Regions from separate parts of the Homo sapiens genome. Here region 1 is linked to region 2. Evidence: read pairs that join two places in POLR2A ChIA-PET (ENCODE). Cell type or tissue: MCF 10A. All regions are shown on one strand. Links, peaks and the distances in the headings refer to the core of each region. The heading gives the core; the rest is flanking DNA. Region 1 has its middle 11 kb from the start of RPL15. Region 2 overlaps UBE2E1 (ubiquitin conjugating enzyme E2 E1).

The links. ChIA-PET counts read pairs that join two places held together with the same protein. Peaks named below come from ENCODE experiments on the same cell type or tissue, not always from the same donor. Only the 100,000 strongest peaks of a DNase experiment are listed, where the experiment ranks them.
Region 1: POLR2A ChIA-PET joins it to region 2 with 6 read pairs; 24 of 35 experiments call an interaction of 5 or more read pairs at or near these places.

Annotation. Positions count from the first base shown.
Region 1 is chr3:23,926,404-23,930,798 of GRCh38, forward strand. It overlaps a transcript of NKIRAS1 not described here. Among named protein-coding and RNA genes, the nearest start is that of RPL15, 11 kb to the left of the region's middle. In MCF 10A, for the core only: no CTCF peak of the experiment used is centred there; a DNase peak (open chromatin) is centred at 2,348.
Region 2 is chr3:23,808,402-23,812,796 of GRCh38, forward strand. UBE2E1 (ubiquitin conjugating enzyme E2 E1) reads left to right here. Exons shown (of 6, transcript NM_003341.5): 3 at 3,059-3,109. Among named protein-coding and RNA genes, the nearest start is that of UBE2E1-AS1, 3.7 kb to the left of the region's middle. RefSeq lists an enhancer at 1,662-1,721 and a silencer at 2,192-2,511. In MCF 10A, for the core only: no CTCF peak of the experiment used is centred there; no DNase peak of the experiment used is centred there.

The sequences.
Region 1 (4,395 bases), core at 69-4,068, 120 kb after region 2:
TTCCTCCTCCTCCTTCCTCCTCCTCCTCTTGCTCCTCGTCCTCCTCTTCTCTCTTTTTTCTCTTCTTCCTCTTTCTCTCCTTCTCTTTCCTCTTCCTCTTCTTCCTCTTCTTTTTTTTTGTGTCATTCTCTAGTAGATGAAGATGAGGCATATGAAGTCTAGTTTTACCGTAAAAAGTTTGATGTATAGATTTCATATGAGAATAGTATTTGTTGCTATAGATATTTTAATTGTATAATTACCACTTCCTTTGTCAGGGCGATTTTAGGTTTTTAGAAGTTTTTGATAAGAGTTTTATCCCAATGGTACAAACTGTAGAAGAATGAACTGCTACAACACCTTTTCTAAGAAAAAAGGTTTTGGTCGAAAAAGACCTTTAGTTTTCCATTTGCTGCAATTTGGCTGCATCTTTTGCCAAACTGTTGGACCTTTGAAATCAGTTTTATAAATATTCATCATTCAGAGAAGAAACAATTCTTTGGATTTGTCCTAGAAGGATCAAGCTGGCCTGAAATACCAATAGGGGGTGACATGCACCAACAAGCTACACTTTGACCATCAGCTGCCCCAAACAGGATGAAATCCATGTCGCAGTTTTTAACCAAGCAACACTCTCCACAGCCCCAACATCATTCCAGTTCAGCCTTGGGAAGGCTGACTAGACATTTAGCTTCTCCATCGATTTTAGTTATTCTTATTAATGATGCAGTGAACATCATCACTATACATATAGTTTTCAACCTATTTTTATATAAGAAAAATAAACTGAAAATAAAGCCTTTTAGTATAAAATGCTGCTCAAGTTTTCTTTAGAAAAAGAAGAATCTGCTGCAAGGCTGAGTGCAGTGGCTCACGTCTGTAATCCCAGCACTTTGGGAGGCCAAGGTGGGAGGATCCCTTGAGGCCAGGAGTTCGAGACCAGTCCAGTCAACATAGTGAGGCCCCCATCTCTATATTTCTTAGTTGAGGAAAGAAAAAAAAACCTACTGCGAAGGTGCTATAGTTGGCTTGTGACATTAAACCTCATAATCAAAGCATTCAAACTTAACGAAATGCTGTAGCTGGAATGCACACTTCAGCTCACTCTGAAATCCTGGCAAACGGCAACTCACTCCTCCAAAACTGATGAAAGCATTTGATTTAATTGGCATGCTGTGAACATCTGAACTCATTTATTGGCAATTCTCATTGTCATTTGGAGAGAAGTTCATTATTTGGCAGTCCTAGTTAGTTAGAGACATTAACTGATGGATGATGTAATTATCAGTCATCAAATCACGAAACTTGTTTCTATGAGAGTGTAAACATACTATTTAGCTTCCCGAGGTTGATTATTAACTAAGCTAGGATGTTTTGCTTATCAAAAAGAAAGATTCAAAAAATGATCATCCAAGGCTGGGCATGGTGGCTCATACCTGTAATCCTAGAAATTTGGGAGGCCAAAGTGGGAGGACTGCTTGAGCCCAGGAGTTCCAGACCAGCCTGGGCAACATGGTGAGATCCTGTCTCTACAAAAGATTAAACAATTAGCCTGGTCTGGTGGTGCATGCCAGTAGTACCAGATATGCAGGAGGCTGAGGTGGAAGAATTGCTTGAGCCTGGGAAGTCGAAGCTACAGTGAGCCATGTTGGTGCCACTGCACTCCAGCCTAGGTAACAAAACAAGACACACTCTCTCTCCTCTCTCTCTCTACACACCACACACACACACACACACACACACACATACACACACACACAGTTCATCTGAGCCAGGAATGGTAGCCCACACCTGTAGTCTCAGCTACTCAAGAGGCTGAGGCAGGAGAACCCAGGAGGCAGAGGTTGCAGTGAGGCAAGATTGCACCACTGCACTCCAGCCTGGGCAACAGAGCAAGACTCTGTCTCAAAAATAAATAAATAAATAAATAAATAAATAAATAAATAAATAAATGTTATCATTTGAATACCATTAGTGCTTAGTAACTCTCCAATCCCCCATAACTCTTTGGTGAACTGACATTAAGTTTCTAAATATATAAAATGTAATTTACATTCTTAATTCTGATATGTGTCATGTTTGGCTTGTACAGAAAAATAAAGATCCTGTTGCATCTTGAAAAAAATGTTCATACTAATTTTTTTCCTAGAAACACTGTAATTTCAGATAATGCCATATGTGGAAGCTGACTCCAAGTCAAGATTTGTTTGCTAGTTTTTCATTACTGAAGTGCTTTTAGGAGAAACCGACAAGGGCATGAGGAAGTCAGACCAAAAAAACAGAAGCCTCAAAGTATGATTTAGGCTTAAAAAAAAAAAAAAAAAAAAGGCCGGGCGCTGTGACTCACACCTGTAATCCTAGCACTTTGGGAGGCCGAGAAGGGTGGATTGCCTGAGCTCAGGAGTACAAGACCTGCCTAGGCAACACGGTGAAGCCCCGTTTCTAATAAAATACAAAAAATTAGCCAGGTGTGGCGGTGTGCGCTGAGCCTGTAGTCCCAGCCACTTGGTAGGCTGAAGCAGGAGAATTGCTAGAACCCAGGAGGCAGAGGTTGCAGTGAACCGAGATCGTGCCACTGCGCTCCAGCCTGGGCGACAGAGCGAGACTCCATCTCTTTAAAAAAAAAAAAAAGAAAAGAAAAGAAAAGAAAATATATTTAAAACAAAAATTAAAATTAACTGTAAAAACCATGTTTTGTGCCAGGCGTGGTGGCTCATGCCTGTAATCCCAGCACTTTGGGAGGCTGAGAGGGGCAGACCACTTGAGGTCAGGAGTTCGAGACCAGCCCGGTCAACGTGGTAAAACCTCGTCTCTACTAAAAGTACAAAAAAATTAGCAGGGCATGGTGGCAGGCGCCTGTAATCCCAGCTACTCTGGAGGCCGACGTAGGAGAATGGCTTGAACCCAGGAGGCAGAGGTTGCAGTGAGCCGAGATTACACCACTGCATTCCAGCTTGGGCCACAGAGCAAGATTCCATCTCAAAAAATAAATAAATAAAATAAAAATAAAAACCATGTTTTGGACTACCTGAAAAAATTTGTTTATTTATTTATTTATTTTTGAGACAGGGTCTCGCTCTGTCACCCAGGCTGGAGAGCAGTGGCGTGATCTTAGCTCACTGCAACCTCTGCGTCTCCGGCTCAAGCGATCCTCCCACCTCAGCCTCCTGAGTAGTAGGGACTAGAGTTATGTGCCACCAGACCAGGCTAATTTTTTTTGTTGTTGTTGTTTTTGTTTTTGTAGAGAAAGGGTCTCCCCATGTTGCCCAGGCTGTTATCAAACTCCTGGACTCAAGTGATCCTCCTGCCTCAGCCTCTCAAAGTGCTGGGATTACAGACATGAGCCCCTGCACCCAACCTCTATGTTTCAATGTACTTAAAATTTGTGGGATGCCCAGACTTCTTTAACATAATACTAGCACATAAGAGATATTTTATTTTTGAATTACAGGAAATTTGGAAAATCTAGACAATAAAAAATTACCTGAATCCCATTACTCAGAGAGAACCATGTTATCATTTTGGTTTATTTTCTTCCAGTCTTTGTTTTTTTTAATTGGAAAAAATGATAGAATTTCTAGTTTTCATAATGATGGAATAAGTAATTGGTGGAATGGATAATCTGGACAAACACTCCAGGGACAACTAGAAAGGCAGGTCAAATTATAAGTACATAGAATATGTCATATATATTGAGTCTACTTAAAGGCATTGGAGAGCTAATAAGCAATGAAGAATTACAGAACCCAGATCTGGAAGAACATGGGGAATCCAGAGAGAGTGTCACATTGAGAGCTGCTTCATCCTGGGGGGTATTTGCTGATTCTAGAAGGGGTGGCTGAGTGCGTGAGAGGCTGAGCAACACCCTGACAGCCATGGCGGGCTAAAGGGATAAAGATGTAGTGGAATAAGCAGTGCAGGGGGAGGGTCCTGCTAAGCCCAGCACTTTGGGTTGGATTCCCTGCAATTCGTTCTCCCAAATGCAGCAAGGATGATGTGTCTGAAGCTAGTTACATCATGGCAGTGTTTTGCTTGAAACCCTCCATTGATTTTGAACCTCAGAATAAAAGATAAATAAGCCGCCAAAAAAAAGGACAAAAAATCTACACTATACAAACAGTTTTCAATCTTATTTTGGGGTTGAAAGGACCCACCATTCCCTTTTTATAATAGGAATTTACAATGCCCTCTTTACTATTATGAAATTAAATTTACAGACAATAACTAATCTATATATATAATTTCATAATTATAATGATCATAAGAGTCAATAAAATGCCCAAATTGTAATATGAAGAAAAAAATAAAAGTAATCTCTTTCATTTTTTTATTTTCTGAGACAGGGTCGTACTCTGTCACCCAGGCACAATTGTGCAGTGACACAATCATGGCTCATTGCAGCCTCCACCTCCTGGG
Region 2 (4,395 bases), core at 184-4,183:
AAAGGTGGCAAACCAGGAAGATAGTAAGAACTCCAAATGATGGGATAGGGATACCCTTCTTAAAAATTTTTAAAATAAAGTAGAACATGAGACTTTAGATCTCTCCACTGAGTAGTGAGCCTGGAAGTCAGGGTTTGAGAGTTTGTTCTGTCATTCTCCCTGACTTGTAATTTGAAAACTTGGCAGTGTTTTGGTGACCTAACCATGGGCTGATGAAGGAGTGACTTTTAAAAAATAGTGTGGAGGTCTTAAGTGGCAAGGTGCCTCTGCAAGATTGTTCTCATTTTTATAGGTTTGGTTTGATTGTACAGCTTCTCAGGAGGCCTGACTGACCCTCACTGATTAGCCCTGTGCGGTTTTCCTGGAACCTGACATCTACTCTGCCCACTTGGGACGGGCCCTTCCTTAATACTGCGCCCCACCTCAATCCTCTAGGCTCTCTGATCCTCATTCACGTTTTGGCCTCACGTGCTCAAGCCAGGATACTTGCTTTTGGTAATTTGCATTTTTATATTTTGCTAGATATCCCTGGTGTACATGAATATATTTGGGGGTAAAGACACAGGTATCAAATAGAAAATACTCTGCTTTTGTTGTGAGTGAATTACAGAGAGGGGGATTTTTTTCACTAGACATACTTTGTTTATTTTAAACAAGTTAAGAATTTATTTGGAAGTTCTGGAAAAGAGATGATAGGTGTAGAAAAATGAAAGGTGGGAAGCTACAAATAGTAATTTTACCTATAAATTAACATCAGGGCTTTTGTTTTGTTTTTGCAATGAATTTAGCTCCTTGATAATCTTGCTGAAAGAGTAGCTATTAGTGTTAAAGCAGACCTAAAGTTAATAGAAAAAGGTAAAAAAATGGAGAGGGACAGTGTATCCAGGAAAGAGAATGGGGAAAATTGATGTTAGTGGGACCCTATAGAGGCTGTTCTGTGAAGTATATTGATTTGGAAGGTAGGTGTTGCCCATAGAATTGGAAGGGGCACATTCACCAGGAGTAGGAGTGAAAAAGAAGCCTGAATTGGCAGACTAACAGGCTGCTAACTGCATGTTGGAAAGTGGTTTCTAAACCGTGGGTAGAGGAAAGCCCCCATTGCAAGTGGTCTGAACAAGAATGACTCTCTGGAAATAGGTATGAGTTACTCCTGCAAATCTCTTGCCAGTTTTTTGGAAATGCAAATGCTGTCTGTCAAGATGAAGTTGATAAAGCTTTTTGGTATTAACGCTTCTTAGGTATTAAAGAAACAACTACCTTTTTTTGTGACTATTTTATAGTGGGAGTTGGGTTGGCAAGGAGGACTGAAGTCAATATGTATTTTTATATGCGTTGTGCTCCGGGGAGGAAATTTTTGCCTACGTGTGTAGGTCTTAAAATACAGTTATTTGAAAAGATTCAGGTAAAGAATCAGGAAACCAATTTTCCAAACTTTGAGTCTAATGTACAGTCATGAGTCAAACAGCGGGAGTATGAATGTCTCAGAAATGAAACGCTTTTTGATAGTAGAATTTAGCAGGACACAAATACGTGTCAATTGAGATTGTGAACAAACCCCTTTCTAAAGTTGACAGATACGTAGGGACAGGAAATGTCCTCCAGTAGGAAGGTTTATAGAACCTCCCCCAGTCGTCGTCCTTAAAACCTGTTCCTCATTACATATAGCTCGTCCGTCCTCCTACCCGCAGAAAACCTTTGGAAAGGAAAACGTATCCTTTGTGAATTAGATTGCTCTGTGTGTGTGTTTAAAATTTTTTTAACTACAGTGCTGCCTCGGTGAGATTTTTAAGTTGTAACATAGCCCCATTGGGCTTTATATGATAGGAGGAGGAAAGGTTATAAAATTAGGCACCGTTTAGAAGGTGGAAGAAGCTTAGAGGCCCTAAACTGTCGTATTAATTGATGCTCTAAGTGCCTAGGTAAGCAAAAGACAAAGGCCAGGGCTTGGTGTGAACTGCCTGGTGGCTTCGGCCTATGAGTGGGGGATGGGGCCCTTTGTGAAGTCGAGGGTTGGTGCGGAGGGAGAAAACTGCAGGTCTCCAGTCTATCCCCAGTGTGAGCTAGAGAGCGGACCATGAAGGAAGTGGGCAGACCCCGGGAAGTTAGAGGACGCCCGGGGAAAAGCAGGTCCGGGGAGGTGGGCCGAGAGTCCCGGCCAGCGTGCGGGGCGGAGGCAGGGTCCGGTGCACCTGTGCGGCCGCGGGCCGGCCACTTGGGGTCTGTGGTGCCCGAGTGGCGGGCGGGGGTGTTCGCGCCCTGCTTTCGCGCGCGGTCTCGGGCCAAGGTTCTGGGCGCCGGGAGAGGAGAGCTGGGGCGGCGCGGAGCAGCCCCCGTGCGGGCACCCTGTTCCCCTCCCCCGCCCGCAACTTCACCGGCGCGGCGCGAGCCGTCGGGGGCGCGCGCGGGGTGGGGGCGGCGTGGCCGGGCGGTGGCAGCCCACCGCTGGGGAGCGACCTGCGGTCTGGGCCTCCCGGGCACCCCGCCACGGCTGGCAGGTCACTCGGGCCCGAGGGGCCTCGTGGGGAGCGGCCATGTTGGCTTCGTCACTGAGGACTCCGGGCGGGTCGGGTGTTGAGCGAGGCCTCGGACCTTCGGCCTGTCGGGGGCGCCCTGCCGGGGTGGGCATGGGGGCATCTGAGGGGTGAAAGGGGCAAGGGAGGCTGGAGGCTGGCGTCCTTCCCACGCACCGATGGCTGTGATCTCTCCGTGCTGGGGAGAGGTGCAGGGGAGGGACTGAGGAAACCGGTCGGCAAGTGAGAAACTTTAAAATTAGGTCCTACATGGAAAACACCGAGGAATAGAACTGCCCTGGTGTGCGAGGCAAGGTTGGAAGCCAAACTTTGCAGATGAGAACAGGAGATTCCAGGCTGCCTCACTTCCTCCGTGAAAAGTTTTTTTCCTAAACTAGGGACCTGAAGTTCTTGATGTGTAGTTCCTCTTTGCCCAGTAGAATCCAGTGATCGCGCTTAGGTTTATCTGCAGACCTGCACGCTACAGGTGGGAGGCTTCCGCGCCTTAATGCTTCTTGTGTTTGTCTTTCCCATTTCTCCCACTCCAGAATTCAGAAGGAGCTGGCGGACATCACTTTAGACCCTCCACCTAATTGCAGGTGAGTTGCTTTTCGGATTTTTTCCATTTTTAAAATTCTTCTAACCTTTGTCTTGGGTTTTTCTTTTTATTATATACTTTTTCTTTGATTCTTTGGCTAATGCTTGTTATGGCACTAACATCACGTAACAGCTGAAATTTATTAACCTGAGTATAATGTTTTGATGAGCCTCTGACAAGCTCAGTACTGTTGAGAAGAAGTAATGGATTTATTTGGAGTGGATTTTTACATATATGAAACAAAACTAAAGTAAATTTAAAGGTGTCTCCTTGCCTAATCATGGGTCTTTGATATGCCATTAAAGATGATGTAAAACCTTTCAGATGCGAAGGACATTTTGGTTTGGAAAACTGCTTTGCTACAGTAATCTCTTATTCAATCTCTGCTAAGCTAAGAGAACATTAGAGTTAAACACTGGATCTTCAAACTTACTCCATAGCATATAGATTTTTTATTAGACTTTTGGCAGAGCAATTCAGGAAACAATTTCTGGCTTTGATAAAGGTTTTCTTTTAAATTGTAGAGTTAAACTTTCATGGGGTGTTTTTTTCACTTGCTTTATTCAGACTGTATACATATGTGTGTTTCAGTTTCAAAACAAATTGAAACCAGCTTTCTAAGGGTTTGTTGATCACAGCTTTATTTAGAGAAGCCATTTTGCTACTGTTGAGTCAAGGTGGAAGACTTGATGACTTTACTAGATCAACAATGAAGTGAGGGTAACTTACAACTATGTATTAGAATAGAACCATTTATTTAAGGGAGGTCCTGTAACTCCCATACTTTAAAAATTAAGTATAACATTTAACCTAGTTCTCAAGATCGGCGTTGGAAAGGGATGTGAGATTTCAGAAATACTCTAAACTTATTGGTAGGAGTAGAAGTTACTGACAAAGTATTCAGCGGCTATACACAATTTTTAAGATGAGTGTGTGGGAATAGGTTGAAAAGCTAAATGAAGTATTTTGTTTAGTAACAGTGAACTTTGGAAACTAATTAGTGGATTAAATACAAAACTATTGCCGTTTTGGTTACATTCATTCTTAATGTTGATTAGGTGTGGGATGCTCTTCCGTGAAACTTTGTCCTGTTTTGTAAGGAAAGTCATTTTGAGTTTGAAATGCTCTTAAACTATAGTTTATAATTGGAACACTTAATCATTCTGGGGAATTCTTTCCTGGCTAATAATCTCTCAAGATGGTTGAGAAGTGGAAAAACCATAAGACTTAGGCCTAACTCATTATTTTGATGGTGGTGGTTCACGTGGAAGCCTGTAGCTTCCCTTG